Regions from separate parts of the Homo sapiens genome. Here regions 1 and 3 are each linked to region 2. A link is a loop called in an ENCODE intact Hi-C map of the cell type or tissue named here. Cell type or tissue: dorsolateral prefrontal cortex. All regions are shown on one strand. Links, peaks and the distances in the headings refer to the core of each region. The heading gives the core; the rest is flanking DNA.

What was found. Peaks named below come from ENCODE experiments on the same cell type or tissue, not always from the same donor. Only the 100,000 strongest peaks of a DNase experiment are listed, where the experiment ranks them.
Region 1: a loop joins it to region 2, with 4 times the contacts of the local background. A loop is called at or near these places in 4 of 110 quality-filtered maps.
Region 3: a loop joins it to region 2, with 4 times the contacts of the local background. A loop is called at or near these places in 3 of 110 quality-filtered maps.

What each region holds. Positions count from the first base shown.
Region 1 is chr3:179,926,474-179,931,841 of GRCh38, forward strand. All of the region lies in intron 2 of PEX5L (peroxisomal biogenesis factor 5 like), which reads right to left. Among named protein-coding and RNA genes, the nearest start is that of PEX5L-AS2, 31 kb to the left of the region's middle. In dorsolateral prefrontal cortex, for the core only: CTCF peaks have their summits at 2,769 (motif pointing right) and 2,981; DNase peaks (open chromatin) are centred at 2,778 and 3,176; H3K27ac peaks cover 4,575 bases.
Region 2 is chr3:180,034,438-180,039,805 of GRCh38, forward strand. PEX5L (peroxisomal biogenesis factor 5 like) reads right to left here and starts at 2,500. Exons shown (of 15, transcript NM_016559.3): 1 at 2,142-2,500. The coding sequence starts at 2,162. RefSeq lists a silencer at 2,566-2,615. In dorsolateral prefrontal cortex, for the core only: a CTCF peak has its summit at 2,387; a DNase peak (open chromatin) is centred at 2,494; H3K4me3 peaks cover 3,550 bases; H3K27ac peaks cover 2,596 bases.
Region 3 is chr3:179,919,288-179,924,655 of GRCh38, forward strand. All of the region lies in intron 2 of PEX5L (peroxisomal biogenesis factor 5 like), which reads right to left. It overlaps PEX5L-AS2 (PEX5L antisense RNA 2), which reads left to right. Exons shown (of 3, transcript NR_110059.1): 3 at 2,263-2,612. Among named protein-coding and RNA genes, the nearest start is that of PEX5L-AS2, 24 kb to the left of the region's middle. In dorsolateral prefrontal cortex, for the core only: no CTCF peak of the experiment used is centred there; a DNase peak (open chromatin) is centred at 2,443; H3K27ac peaks cover 2,239 bases.

The sequences.
Region 1 (5,368 bases), core at 96-5,095, 110 kb before region 2:
TCTTTTCATATTCAGGTGTCAATTCAAGCATCACCTCCTCAGATGGGCCTCCTGATTACATCATCCAAAATAGGCCCTCCTTTGCTTTATCTTGTGCTAATTCTGTTCAAAGTCCCTCCATCCCTTTATCTCGTGCTAATTCTGTGCAAAGGACTTATTGCCAATTATGGGTATTTTTCTATGTTTGCTGTTGTCTCTCCAACTAGAATGAGGCTGTTCAGGAAACCCTGGGCTTTCTCCACAACTGCCACATTCACAACATTTAGAGTAATGCCTGTCACATGGTAGGTGTTCAACAAATATCTGTGAAATGAATGAGTAGATACAAAATAAAATATTGTTTAACCGTGTAAACTTTCTGGGTAATTTTGGAAATGGCTTCAACTCATAGAAATGGTCACCATCCAAAACAATTTTTATGATTTCTGGGTAATGCCCCATTTTAGTGTGTTTAGGAAAAAAGTAATGGTGTGGACTTAGGCAGATCCGGGTCTCAGTTTTGAATATATATGTCCTTGGAATTTTTAAGCAAATTGTTTAAACTCTCTGGAAGTTAGTTTTCTCAGTTAAAAAATGAAAGTTTGAATTTTGTGAGCTCAAATTATTTTTAATTATCTATTAATTAAACAAGTATTTACTGAGCATGTAGTATGTCCTAGGCATTTGGGATCGCTGGTGAACAAGACTGATGCCATCACTGTAAGCTTACAGCTTAGTGAAGGACTCGGGTTCTTCCAAATGGTGAAACGTGTGATAAAGAGAGGCACATGGTACAATGGAGCACAGACAGGGACCCTGACTAAGTGTAGGCTCTCAGGGTAAAGACAGAGGCTGTGGCTTGAGATCTGAAAGATAGTTACGATTAACTAGGCACAGAGGGGTTGGGAGTCCTGCCAGTGTAAGGAGAGAGGCATGTTCTAAGAAGGGAAACAGGCCAGTGTGGCTGCCTGCAGAGAGTGATAGGGAGAGGTAGGCAGGGGCTAGCCTGTGTCACTCAGAGAGTGGTATGTGGACTGTGAACTGTTTGCTACCTTACTGGGGATGAGGCAAGTATAAAAATTGGAAGTCTACATTGTAGAAATTTTTGTAGCCATTTCACAAAGTAATTTTATGTTTGTTAAACTAATAATAAAATTGGGCTTGCATTTTGTGTGACTTTTTCCATTTCATTTATTTGAAAAATTAATTGTTATTTTCTTTATAAAATCATCAATCTGCAAGGAATTGGACATTAAAAAAACAAAACCAAACAAAACCTGCCCTTCACCATCGTTTGTGTAACCTTGCAAGCTAAGTTAAAGATTTTGGTTTTCATCTTATGAGAAATAGTGTAAACTGTAGCAAATGCTCATGTCACTAGCACACTAGTTTGCTGTTTAAATGGGGGAAGTTTTAGCCAATAATTTTCTTTTCTATTGTAATTATTTAACCTAATATATCAAAAATTATCATTTCAATATGTGATCATAAAATATTATTAATGAAGTATATATTTCTGGGACTAAATCTTTCCAAGTCACTCTGTATGTTAAGCTTCCAGCACATCCCAATTTAGGCAATGCATTTGAATGCACAGGTCTTGTTTCCCCACTTTTATTTATGTTAAGGTTGATCAGTGGGTCCAGGGACTATCTGCCTGTTCCTTTCATATAATTGTTTAACATTTGCCAACAATTCTCTTTACTTCAGTAATAGTTGAGTAAAACCAGTTTGCACGCTTACAGGAAGCCAGATTGTGAGCCTTTGGGTGGGCTTATATGCTCCTGCATCACCAGAGCCTACTTTATTACAGAGAGAAGCTCAATAATATTTGCCAGATTAAATTACAACCATAATTCAGAATAGCCATTCTCAACATTTTCAGCCTGTGATCCAACTGGGAACACCTGTACCCATCCCTTTTGGAGGAGGTCCCAGGAGACAAAGAGCCATTTACAAATGGCTGAGGGTGGGGACTGAGAGAGTGCTAGGGCCTCTCGGGGACACACACCCTTCCTTCCCCACTTAAGCTTCAAACAATGTGTCGAGGGGCCTTTAAAAACCATTTACAACAAATGGTGGGTAGGCAGTGGACAGCATTTAAACAGTTGTGTATCTGAGTTACAATCTCAACTCTCCAACTGATTCTGGATTGAATTTTAAGCATTTTCCATCATTTCCTGCAAGCAACCATCACCTACCACCGGAAGCACAGTTCTGTGTTAGATCTAAAACTCAGTGATTCTTATAAAAACCCAGCAGTCCCTTTTGATGTGACAGAGAAAAATTGAGGGCAAAGACCTAGAGTTGGCTTATACTCATTCCATTTTATCACATAAAGAACAAAACTACTGGAGCACAAGCCCCAGTTTTTGCTGAAGGCAATTAAATCCTAACCCATTCCAGCAAAATCATCAAGATCCAGGCTTGAAGCCCCTCCATGCCATTACCTTTCCATACATTCTCCTTAGTCTGATGACTGAAATTTGTAAACAGCTGTCCCTGTCATTAGTGTGAGTTACTGAGAATCCAGCTGTAATTCTATTCTTCTTTTCTAACTCTGTTAAGTTATATCCAAAAAGGGAAACATGTCAGGCCAGTAGGGCTCACATGATAATGACTTATTCCATCAAGTCTCAATAATCTTCTAATGAAGAAAAGTACCGGCAAGGATTACCTAAACCAAGGGATAATCCTAAGTGACATGTTTAGAAACCCTGATTTTTTTTTAAGGGATTAGCTCTAGCCTCCCAAACAGTTAAAAATCAGGTTGCTTCCCTAGCTGACAGCAGGGGGCAGCAGATCAGAGTCAGTTCTGTGCAAGTGGTTTCAAGGATGGAAAATCTGTGATGGAAAAATCCTCAAAGTACTTAAATCTAAATATAGAAAACCTAAAAGTTGATTCCTCATTTAAAATTTATTTGACAAAAGAGTAGAGCTAAGTATAAAGAATTTTGCATTTATTTTCAGTCCATATTCTGTATTACATTTATTTTACAGTTCATATTGCATTAGGTTGCATCTTGTGAAGTTGCCATTTTTTTTTTTTTTTTGGTAAGTCAGAAGCTGTTAAATATTGGTAATTTCATAGGATTAAACCTTATAGTTTGGAGCAGCATTTAGATATAGAACTACTCTTTAAGTATACACAAAGAACAGGCACATGTTTGCATTTGGCAACCGCCCCTGGTTCAGAGAGATGATTATGAGTCCCTGTGGACGTTAAGATCAGTTCCTGCCTAATGCCCCTGCCCCTGCCTCTTCCTGCTCCCTAAAACTGGGATCATGGATAACCTTCAACTCCCATGACATCTTTTCCCAAACCAATCACATCTCCAGTGTCAGTCACTCTGTCCCCACCCACGTTTTTTAAATCTGTCCCGGTGACCTGCGTAGACCTATCTTGCTCTTTCTGGTTCTCTTGTTGTTTATCAGACCGGGACATAGCTGGGGCTAAAACCACGGGCTTCCACATATTCCCCTTCCTTTCACACTCCCAATTTTGAAAACAAGGTTTTTATGTCTGAGTTGCCAAGCCTGAGTGAGCTCTTAGTCTGTTTTGTATGTATTTTTCAAAGTGTGGTTCCTGGACCAGAAGCATCAATATCACCTAGGAACCTTTTTGAAAACAAATTCTTCGGCCCCACTCAAACCCACTGAATCAGACATTCTAGATGTGGGAGTCTAGCAATATGAGCTTTAACAAGCTGTTCTGGTGATTCTGATGCCTGCAGAAGTTTGAGAATAACTGCACTAGGTCATAAAACTGTTTCTCTTTTGATTTTTGTTTTCTGTTATCAACTGCTTTGTATACCTTATTCTTTTTTCTAGACAGTGTCTAACTTCCTTTCCAGAGGCTTAAAGTTCAGCTTAATCCTAGATTAGTAGCTGCACTCCTGTTATATATGGAATAACTTCCTAGTAGCAAAATTCCAACTTCCTGGGATGCTGATATCACCCAGTCTGGCTTCTGCAGTGCTAGCCTCTGCCCACATGCTGGAATCCATGAAACTGGCCAATGGTGTCAGTACAACTGAAGTTTGTGGTGCTCCATGAATATGGTGCTTTGCCTACCCACAGAAGTCTCTTATTGATTGGCACTACCCCTGAGACTTGTCCTGTACTATGTCTGGTCTTTCTCTAACTTACTAGGACAAAATAACCATGTTTGGGCTTTAAATATGCCTCATGCTTTCCTGGTTGTTGAAATCCTATTTGAGCAGTTAAAACAAGAGGAAATGTTAGGATCTGTCATTCAAAGTGGATAATTTTACTCTAAAAATGGTCCAAATATTTGGTGCTTTTTCTAAAGACATTTTATGCTTGCTTAAACCTTTCATCATTTTTATCTCTGTAGCAACATGGAGGTAAAGGAAAATGCCACCTCATACAAATGTAAATTTTGAGAAAGAAACGCTACTATTTAAGCACAGTTTTTTTCAGACAATCCCTGTTTGCTTATTTGTCCATTTCTCCACTGGATATTGAGTTCCTTGAGGAAGGAAATATTTGACCTGTTCAGCCTTGTATTTCCAGCAGTAGCCTATAAGACAGTACATACCTAAGAAATGTTTAAGAAATGAATAAATTAAAAAACACACACACATACACAAACCCACTCACATACAGAAATAAATGATACATTTCTCCAACTTGTCTAGATTATTAAATGTTTTTCAAATAAAAAATGAATTCATTGCATTTGACCAAGATTTAAGCTGAGTGTCTATTGTTGTGTTCAAGATAGAAGGCTAGAGTCGAATTGGTGCCAGTATTGGGACCTCTGTCAATAACGGACCTGGCAAAGCTACTGTCCTAAGAATGCAGATCATCATCACATCTCAGGAGGCAAAGGCCTCAAAGGACATCTATTCAATCCATTCCATTTTTTTTGAAGGAGGAAACTGAGGACCACAGAGGTGAAGTCAATTTCATAAGGTCACTGAGTTGGTTGGGGGCAGACTTGGAACAGAGAGCCCAGGATTCCTGACTTTTAATCTCTTCACGGTCTGCTTTCGAAATAGCTTTTTGCAATTATTTATAATGATAGAACCACATTGGAAAGTTTGACTTTTTCCCAAATACTTTTTTTCAAGATTATAAATATCTTAGAAAAATGACAAGATGCCTGAAGCCGTATGTTCTGATGTATTTAAATTATTCTTATCTGTTTCTTTTAAGAGAAACTTGCTATAATTTTTTTTCTAAAGAGGTTCAAAGAGGCAATGTTTCCAAGCTTACAAATGAAAAATTCATTGGATACAGCACAGCCCAATTAACTCGAATGTTAACCAGAGGGTTCCTGAGATGATCAGTTAAGTTCACATGTATCTAAACTCAATTTTCTTTAACTTCATTTATAATGAAAGAAATAGAAATAAATACAAGT
Region 2 (5,368 bases), core at 184-5,183:
TGATAGTATCTCTGATAAGGAAACGTTATTTTGTCCATAGGCTAAATAATATTCTTTGGGGGAAGAGATATGAGTTTAAAATGTAAGCCAACAAGTATATTATGAATCAATCTGTCATAGGTATTTTTTTGTTGGGGGGAGCAGATGCCCATTCAGATCATCATACTATTGAATAACTACTAAACGTACCTACTAAGGCCTCGGAAGTTTTATGCTTAACATTAATGGTTAATAGTAAGTAGGAAAAAAGTATTATGCTCTGAAATTTTGGTGGATGTATTGATTACAGTCTTTATTTAGTAATGTTTTAATTTAAGCTTGGCAGCAAAGATTTGTGAGTTTTACTGCAAGTCATCATATTTGCTGTTACAGCAGTGCACAAGCAAAAGACATTAAGTTGGGAGAATATGCAGAGTCTTATATTTTGTTTATTCTTTCAAAGTGAAATTAAACCCTCAGACATTGTTCCAGGCAACTCAAGTTTCAATAACATTCTCCTTTGAGATATTGAGAAAATTGAGTTAAAATTGTTTTTGGGTGCATGAATTTACCATATTGTTGCTTCGATTCTTCATTCACAGTAACATATTTTTTAAGCAACAAAACAATACTGTGCAAAGTTTTTGTTAATTTCCCCTTAGTGGTCAATTGTCAATTTTGTGTAAATGAACAATTTTTTGAGGGTTGACTCTATTAAAATCTTCCTGTTTTACCCTTGTGAAGAAACTGTTTAAAAAACAGATAATATATAAAATTGTAAGTATCATTCTTGGGTGAAGATGAAGCATAAAACTATAGTAATAATTCTTTGTTAATTTTTTCAGCAGTCATTATTTGAATTCTTCTATGTTACTTAACTTTTCAATTGGTGTAGCTTTTATAAGAAACATGCAGATCACATTGATCATATATAATATTTAAAAATATACTTCATTCACTACTTTTTGTCTATCAAATGTGATATAATCACATTAATAATTTTCAAAACAGGATGATGTTAGTCATACGGGAAATCTTTTGGAATTCTGGCACTGTATATTGAGAATTCTTATAAAAATTGAGACTATGATGAAATATTGTGTTTTATTTAAAAATGGATTATAGTCCAAAAGAATTTCCCTAAGTTATGGAAATTAAATCTGGGTAGTACTAAGTCATAAATATAACAACATATTTATCTATTTCCAATTGCTCTAAAAGACACAGAAGCAAAATCCTCAGTATTCATAAATGTTATACACCAGGATAAAGGCATCACACATAATGATTGTATTTGACCATCTTTGGAATGGAAAGGAAGCCCAAACATCAAACCTGATGACTAAACCATTTAGGTGCGATAAAGAGTCCAGTTCATACTTTAGAAAGCTGAGTTAGTATTTTATTTTTCTCCCAAAGCATATATCTGCCTTTATAAGAACCAACCAACCGTATGAATGAGAACTGGAGTCAAGGTTAAAGTAATCTTGCCCAAGAGAGTAGAGTGTGTTTGCATCGGAAAGAAGCAGCGGCTCAGCTCAGATGAATATTAATAACAACCGGAGGCAGCACCTCCCCTGAAAAACATTAGAGCTCCTTGGACATGTGTTTGAAATTCATCCTCCCAAGTCATCCTGTGACTATTGGAGTAGATGGCAATGTCCCATAATGTGAAGGGGGAAAATACACTATAAATCGTTTTTTAAATATAACACTTTAAAAAATGAAACGAAAGTGACAGAGTGTTCTAAGTCAAGCAACCTTTTCAGATGGTAAAGGAAAAGCTTTGTCTTTCCTATTATTGTTTGCCCTTCAGTTGACATACATGCTGAGATGCATCAATAGGATTACAACGGAAACACGGTCATCTCTAGGGTTTCCTCTGTTTCGATTCCTTGATCCTGTTTAAAGAAACAGGCTCAGGGAATGCACAGAAAACAAACTTCCCCAATCGAAGTTCTGAGGTCTTCCCTCCCCTTCTCCCACCTTCGGAAACCGGTCTAGTTTTCCCGGCAGCACCGGACAGAAATGTCACGGTCATGTTGCATCACTTCACTTGTTGAGCTGTGCGAAGGCAGCACTTGACCACAGAAACTTGGTGAACCGCCTTGCTCTTAAATTAGCCCCCAAGAATTCTCTCCAGCCCTATAGAAATGTCTTACCTGCATGTGTCCCTGGTACATTCTGCTTCGGTTTCTTCAGGGCTCCCTGAGGCCACCGGATGCTTTTCCCCCGTGCTTACTTGCCCACCAAAAGAGGGGAAAAGGTGGGTGCACAGCGGGTTCTCAGAGGGTGCTCCTGAGCCCCCTGGAGCTCCGGGTACTCGGCCGGCCGGCGGCCACTCGGCAGCGCTGCGGGCTGCCGGGAACTGTTCTCCGCTCGGGGTGCTGAAAGCGGACGCGGGAGAGCGCGCAGAGAAGGCGAGGAGCCGGGTCGGCCAGGCTCTCCTGCAGGCGCGGGTCCTGCTCGCGGGGCGTCTCTAGAACTCACTCCTTCTTCGCCGAACTCTTTCTCGCTTCCTGCCAGGTTGCCTCATGTCTCTCTCTCTCTGAGCTGCGAACCCCCTCCTCCCAGCCCTGACGTGAGCGCCTACACCAGCCGCCGCCGCAGCTGCCGAGCGGGGCGCGCGCCGTTCTCCCAGCCGCGTGCCTGCCGAGAGGCCGCGGGACCGGGCACGCGCGCGCGTTCCCAGGGGCCTGGGAGCGGCCCGAGGGCGGCCCCGGGCGGTGCGCGCTCCCCGAGCGCGTCCTCGGGGCTGCGCGCGCGCGGCGGCAAGGCGAGGTGCCGGCAGGCGGTGGTCGCGCTGGTGTACAACGCCCGCAGCAGCGCGGCGTTCAGGTGCGGCGTCGGCGGGCAGGGCGATTCTAGCGGAGAGGATGGCCGGCCGGAAGAAAGGCGGGAAGACATGCATCGTCTCTCCGGGGGCCATCCACCGCGGCTGAGCCTGTTATCCTACAGACATTATAGGCTGAGTGCAGGGGTTGCCGAAGAGTTTACTTCGGTTCTGATTCAGCTCTCGAAAGTTACGTCCGTATCACCCGTTAAATAAAGACTCCCCGCTCCCCTCATCCCCAGTTCATCGCCGAGCATTCTATTTAAAACGGCAAACCCTAGTCCCTGAGGATCTGGCATGTTTTATTTTTTTCCCTAGCACGTAACATCACCTAACATCCTTTATATTTTCCATATTTATTTTATGTACTGTCTGTCTCTCCCTCTGTACAATGTTATTTCCATGAGATCAGGGACTTTTTTTTAGGGGGGTGGAGTGTTGCACTTGGTTTTGCACGTGTGTGCACAGTAAGGTATTTAGTACTTCCTGACACATGGCAGGCACACAATAAATATTTGCTGAATGAATAGACCTTTACTACTATACACTTACACACACATACACACATATATGAAGAGTGCATTTAAATATGTCTCAAGTTGAGACTGGGTAGTTTGATGTGTCTACACAATAAATGTTCATATATACACACACACCACGGGGTGGTGTATACTGTGATTACCTAATTTTGTTGGTAAAAACATCTCCAATTCTACAGGCCCCTCATATTATGTACAGCATGATATCCCCAAAATATTGCATATAGCATAATATGCTTTTTATAAAGTTTAAAAAATCCCTAGAAATGTCAATGTGTATTCATATATTCATATACAACAATATAAAAAGGAAAGCAGTGGAACAATGAATATAGTGTTCAGAGTGTTGGTGACCCTGGGTGAAGGGAGGCAGGGAAATAGATGGGGAAGCATTTCACTTGAAGTTTAGATGTTAATGTCTTATCTTCTATGCCGGGTAGTGATTCATAGGACACCTAATATCCTATTAAAAATTACTGTGTAACTAAATAAAATAGAACCATGTATGGACTAATGAGGAGAATGTGAAATGAACAAAAGGATGTGAAATGAACCAATTCAATGCATCTGAGGTCCTAAAACAACCAACCAAACAAACACAAAAGGACTAAGACCTGTAAGCAGGAGACATGGATTCCTATTAGATTCCACTAGTAGTTACCCTTGGACAATTTCCTTTTACTACTTTGGACATCAGTTTTTTCATGTCTAAACTCTGTATAAAAAACTTATTTTTTTTACCCTGAAAATAGAGATATGTTCATAAGCACTGTAAACTGTAAAATGTCATCCAGTTCTTATTTTATTGTTCTTTATAGGACAAAGCACAGGACTTGGAGTCAGCAACAAGAGGTGCTAGTTCCATCTCACTACCTCAATGCTCTCTTGGGCAAGTGTACCAACTCTCTATTTCCTCAATTTTGAAATAAGACAAATATCTACCTAGTGTGCTGCACAGAGCTGCTGAGGACTGAATGTATGCAAAGGAAGTTGTAAATTACCAACCATGATATATGAATATGCAAACAGACTTTTTTTTCCCAGTTCAGAAAAGATGAGGACTGATTTTCTGAGACCTCAAGTACTGCAGATTTTAAAATGGTACTAATTATCATATAATACTATCATGTTATATAAAAACTGGGAAAAGTATAGTGCTTTGATTTAAAAGTACTAGAAATCTGTGAAGTAACAATAGGGTCAAAGTTTTCCAATCCATTATATGCTTGTTATTATCTAACGGCAGGTTCAAGGAGCCAACAACCATAAAAGCATTTGGATCAGAATGGCAACTGCCTAGTGTTGAAGCTAGAACTCAATATATTCTCTTCTTAAACCTGAGTCACTGATTTCGTTACTGCCTACATTCTCAAAATCTCAGGAGTGAAAGCTTTCCTTTGTGAAGAATTCCTCTTCACACTTATTCCTTCTGTTAGAAGATAAACTAAGGCACATTAAAATTTTAAAGGGTTTTTTGAGCAAATAGCCATTCATGCATCAGGCAGCAGCAGACCGAAAGCAGTTGGGGACTCTGTCGGAAGTCGTTAAAGGGAAAGATTTTATAGGGTAAATGTGGAAGCAGAGCAAAGAAATTATTTGGTTAAAGAGGAATACTGGATTTATTTGGATCATTCTAATGGAAAGTCCATAGTTAGAGGTTAGTTTGTGGTTTCTGATTGGTTAAGCTTAACTTTCACTTTCCTAGACTATTTCTTAGACTAGGAATGAGATTTGAATTATCTTTATTTTCCTCAGAAACAATGCATGTCTAATAAGCTAGGTCCAGAAAAATATTTTACAAAAGATTTATTTTGTAATTAAATTTGAAGACCCTTGTTACTCAAAACGTGGTGTGTGGACCAGCAACATCAGCATGTCCTGGGAGCTTGTAAGAAATGCAGACTCTTGGGTGCCATTTCTGACCTACTGAATTAGAATATGCGTTTCAACAAGATCCCCAGGTGCTTGTATGCACCATAAAATTTGACCAGCACTGTGGCCTAGAAGGTTTATTTAT
Region 3 (5,368 bases), core at 96-5,095, 120 kb before region 2:
TTGAAGCTGGAGATCTTCCCACTACCACAGCAAGCAGCCTCTCTCTAGGTACTTGATAAGTATGTATGAGCTAAATAGAAATCACTTTTAGGCTTGTGAAAACCTTTCCCAGACTTACTCCTTGTTAGGGGCTCGTTCTTGCATTTTGGCAAATGACTAGGGGCTCTTTCACAGGCATCGCTGGGTCACGCTTGATGGAACTCTGGCTCCATTCTGCTTAGGAATGCAGGGTCAGAGCTTAGTAGAATTTTTTCTTCCCCCTCGAGTAATTCGTCTGCAAATAGGTTAGGCTGCCATTGGGTCAGCAGTCGATGTGCCTTGAGTAGGTGGTCATGATCTGGACATACAAGCAGGCACTTCCACACTCAACTCTATCTTTGTGGTAAGAAGAGAAAAACCCAAAACAAATTAAAAACAAGTAACTGTTTTTTCTGAGATGAAGTCTTGCACTGTCACCCAGGCTGGAGTGCAGTGGCGCGATCTCAGCTCACTGCAACCTCTGCCTCCCGGGTTCAAGCGATTCTACTGCCTCAGCCTCCCGAGTAGCTGGGATTATAGGTGTGTGCCACCATGCTCAGCTAATTTTTGTATTTTTAGTAGAGATGGGGTTTCACCATGTTGGCCAAGCTGGTCTCGAACTCCTGACCTCAAGTGATGCACCTGCCTCAGACTCCCAAAGTGTTGAGATTACAGGCATGAGCCACTGAGCTTGGTCAACTTTTTAAAGATAGTAGTTAAGTTTAGAAGTGCTTGCCTTTCTTAACTCTGTGCAGAGACACCTGGCAAAATGTCCATTAGAAAAACAACAAGAAGGAGGTGTTCCTTCAGGCTCCCTGCTCTCACATTTATTCTCTGGAGGCAAAACCAAGTGGAGTGGAAAGAGGGAGCCTCACAGTTCTGATCTGAGTGGAACCTCCATTATGTCTGTCTGTCATCTCTCTTCCCAATCAGAACCAGCGTGCTCCCTTCCAGGTGGTTTCTCCTTTCTTCATCCTGCTCTTTTTAGAGGGAAATATACTCAAGTTTCTTTCTTTCCCTTCTCAATTTCTTCTTGATTGAGTTGGGTTGGGCCTTTTGTAAAATCAAATTTGTGTGTAAGCATCCATCCCTCAGCTTTAAGTGAGGATCTGAAACATCTATTTTTGTGATGCAGAGTTTAAATCAGAAGCATTTGAAAAAAATATTTTATGTTATGAAGTGGGAAAAGGGATAGGCATTAACAGATAACCTGTTATATAACAGGTTAACAGGTGAACCTTACGTGTTTGATCTCCTCGCAAAAATCTTACAAAATAAAGGTATTATCCTGTTCTATTTTAGAAAAAGGAGATCTGTTCAGAGAGGTTAAACTATATTCCCAAGATCACTGGTAGAATACATATCTATTCTCAAGACACGCCTTAGTAAACTTTTCACATCTTTACAAACTTAAGCTCCATAAGTACAGAAGCCATATTAATTTTGTTCAATATGGAATCCCCATCATCTAAAAGACTCCTTGGCACTTAATAAATGCTCGGAAAGTATTTTTGAATGAATTTAATTGTACCTTGCTACATAATGGATATAAGTTAACTTTAAAAATTAATAAAATAGAAAAAGGAAACACAATGTATACACAGTATAATATATACACAGTATTTTTTACACAGTATAAAATCAAAGGAGAAAACAATGAAGTCCCATTTTCCTAAGCCCCTTACTATTAACTAGGGACACTGAACCCTAATCAATTACACAGTTTTTTGGTTTTCTTAAGATAGGAAGCAAACCAATTGCTCAAGACACATACAGCTCTTCCAGAAATAAATCTTCTAGGAAATTGTACCCTAAAAGGTGGTACTTGGTAACATAATGGATGAAGTCCTAAAAATATCTTTAAGGGAGGCATGGTAATAAATGGGATTTTTTAGGACTCTAGTCCTAAAAATTTGGACTTTCCACATTGGGTAATGTGGAAAGACACAGTAAGCCAAAAGCATCACATCAGCCAAAAGTATCTCTTTCCACATTAGCCAATAGCATGTCACACTAGAGCACAATACAACAAACATCATCATGTAAATCAAACAGGTGCTTAAGGAACTCGCAGAATGAAGGCTTTTCCTTAAAGAATCAGTCTGTGCAAGTAGTTCCTATCTTTCTGATGCTGGCAACTCACATTTGAACTAAATCACAAATGTATTCTGTTCAATTATTTGCTTGGAGTTCATCTGAAGTTTTTCGTGTCTAACCTCTTGATCTTTATGACTATTCTTCCAGTACTTTGCAACCTACCAAGTATCATCACAAGAGCTATGAAAGTGAAGAGAGACATACGTTATCTAAGAATCTGAGAGAGATGACTCAGTCAGCATCCTCTCTCTTGGTGTACAATGGTAGGGACAGCTACTGTGTCATCTGGAGCATGACAATGAGAACACAGACACTGGATCGTCCTGATATAGCCTGCAGTCCATCTGGGCCTCTAGACATTCATTTGCATTTGCATTCATGCGCATCCCCTACTACTCCAACTCCTACACCTTTTGGCAGGATATATCCACACAGCTGGATTGGAATCACAAGATGTTTTTATTTTTTGCCTCATTAAACTAGTTTCTCTCAAGCAATGTGTGTTTTCTTTATATTCCAGCCCAGAAATCATTTAACAGGAAGAAGGCATCTCAGAGATGTGCTTCAGAAAAGGCTTATGAATGGGACACAAAAACATATTGCATTCACATAATTATCTCTCCTCTCCTCACCCCCCCACCCCCAACACATAATGTATATTCTGTAAAAAGTTCTCTCTGGAGCTCACTAGACCGACTTGTAACTGCTGGGATTATGATTTGTTGCTTGTAAGATGATGGATCATGGAGCAGTAAATCAGCCAGTCAACAAATATTGCCAAGCACTGTCCCAGGCTGGGGGAATGTGGCAAACAATACAGACAGATGTAATCCTTGTGGAGTTTAGGATTTGGAAGAGATGAGAGATATTACGCAAATAATTTCAAGCATGGTAAATGCCATTAAGGAGAAAGCACAAGATGCTACGGGAAGAGACAACAGCAGGATGTAAGATAAACACCTCTTCCTTTATTTAAATGTGCCAGGAAGATAGCTTTCTCCTGATTGTCCAGTGCTGTTTTTAGAATTTCACTGCTTCCTTTTCTTTTCTTTTTTTTTTTTTTTTTGAAGGAGTCTTGCTCTGTTGCCCAGGCTGGAGTGCAGTGGCGCGGTCTCGGCTCACCGCAACCTCTGCCTCCTGAGTTCAAGTGATTCTCCCACCTCAGCCTCCCCAGTAGCTGGGATTACAGGCACGGGCCACCATGCCTGGCTGGCTACTTTTTTGTATTTTTAGTAGAGACGGGGTCTCACCATGTTGACCAGGCTGGTCTCAAACTCCTGGTCTCAAGTGATCTGCCCACTTCGGCCTCCCAAAGTGCTGGGATTACAGCCGTGAGCCACTGTGCCCAGCCCTTTTCTTAATTCTCATATCATATGTCTGTTTGAAGGACAAAATATTCACTGAAACTATTATAAGCTGTGATCAGAATGTTATTCAACTAATTTAAAAATCTTCATAATTCATGTAGAAAGATCAGCCTTGCCTTTCATGAAAAAGAATTTCATATTCATTTCATAGAAAATGAATTATTTAATTGGGAATTTTAATATTTTGGATATTTGCTTTAAATTCTCTGTGAGTCAGTCTGTTCAAAAACCTCAAGTGGGCCAGGCACAGTGGCTCACGCCTGTAATCCCAGCACTTTGGGAGGCCGAGGCGGGCGGATCACGAAGTCAGGAGATCAAGACCATCCTGGCTAACACGGTGAAAACCTGTCTCTATTAAAAATACAAAAAAAATTAGTTGGGCTTGGTGGCGGGCACCTGTAGTCCCAGTTACTCGGGAGGCTGAGGCGGGAGAATGGCCTGAACCCGGGAGGCAGAGCTTGCAGTGAGTCGAGATCGCGCCACTGCACTCCAGCCTGGGCGACAGAGCGAGACTCCATCTCAAAAAAAAAAAAAAAAAAAAACACCCTCAAGTGAATTCTTGATTATTCTAATAAAGGGAGAATTGGCATAAATATTTATCCAGTGAGATTGGGTTCAAGTTCCTCCAAAGAACACTGGGGAAATTAAAATTGGTAGAAGTTTCTCAAAATGCAGCACCTGCATCAGCAGCCTCAGCATCAGCATCATAGGGGAACTTGTTAGAAATGCAAATACTTATAGCCCACTCTCAAACAATTAAATTAGAAACTAGGGGTGAAGCTATCAAGCTGTGTTTCAATAACCCCTTCAAGTGATTCTATGCATGCTAACGTTTGAAAATCACGGGCATAAGGCTTAAGATCATGGTTTTGAAATCACACAGATCAAAATTGAACTCCTAGCTTTCCCACTTAGTAGCAGTATGACTATAGATAATTTCTTTATTTCTCTATTTCCTCATCTGTAATATGAGCACAGTAATAACTGTCTAACTTCTAAGTCTGACATAAGAACTAGATGAAGCAATGCTTATAAAGTAAGCACAGTAAGTGTTTAAAAAGTATCAGCAGTTATTTTTAAGAAGTTTTAGCTGAGTTTCATCTATGCGACTGGCCTAACGAGAGTTATTGACCTTGTTTACTTGCAGGAAAAAATGGAACTAAATTTGTTTCTAATAAGGTGAAATCATGTTTACGTCGGCAGTGAATATCAAAACCTACTCAGGCATCAGAGTGAGCAATGTACTTCACAGACTTAGAAAAACCTCAAAACTAAGATATATAATCAAGAGATATCCTTCAGCTGCCACACTGGGAACACTGGGTTGAAAAGCCGCTCTCAGACTAGGTTTTCAGGCTTCAGTATCGGGGATAGGTTTGACCTAGACCACTTCTGTGACATTTGCCTGAGACTTGAGATGAGATTTTGTTGCTGTGCTAGCTCAGCTGATACCTGTCTCCTTAGGGCTCTTTATCTGAACCTTTCCTAAGACACTGATCATCTCTGCCACGTACTGTAGTTATTTATGGGCATGCCATTACTCCCCAGCTAGATGCCACCTTCTTGGGACGGGGTTCAAAGCAGAGTCATCTTCATAGCTCCCTCTCTCCTATCATCAATGTCGAGTCCCTGGGAGAGGATTGATGTTTTTGGAATGAATAAACGAGAGAAAGCATGTTTTTAAACCTAAACGCAAAGCTGAAATAATTTAATTCATACTCTTACCACGGCAAACACTCACGGTAAGAAGAGAGACAAGCTGTCTTTTCTAAAAGTGAAATTTGATCCTTATCATGACCTAGAAAGGCAAAGGAAGCAAGTGGATTTCACCTCCTAAATTGGCAAATTGCATGTGCTGTTCTTATTAAGCCCTGAGCCATTTCAGG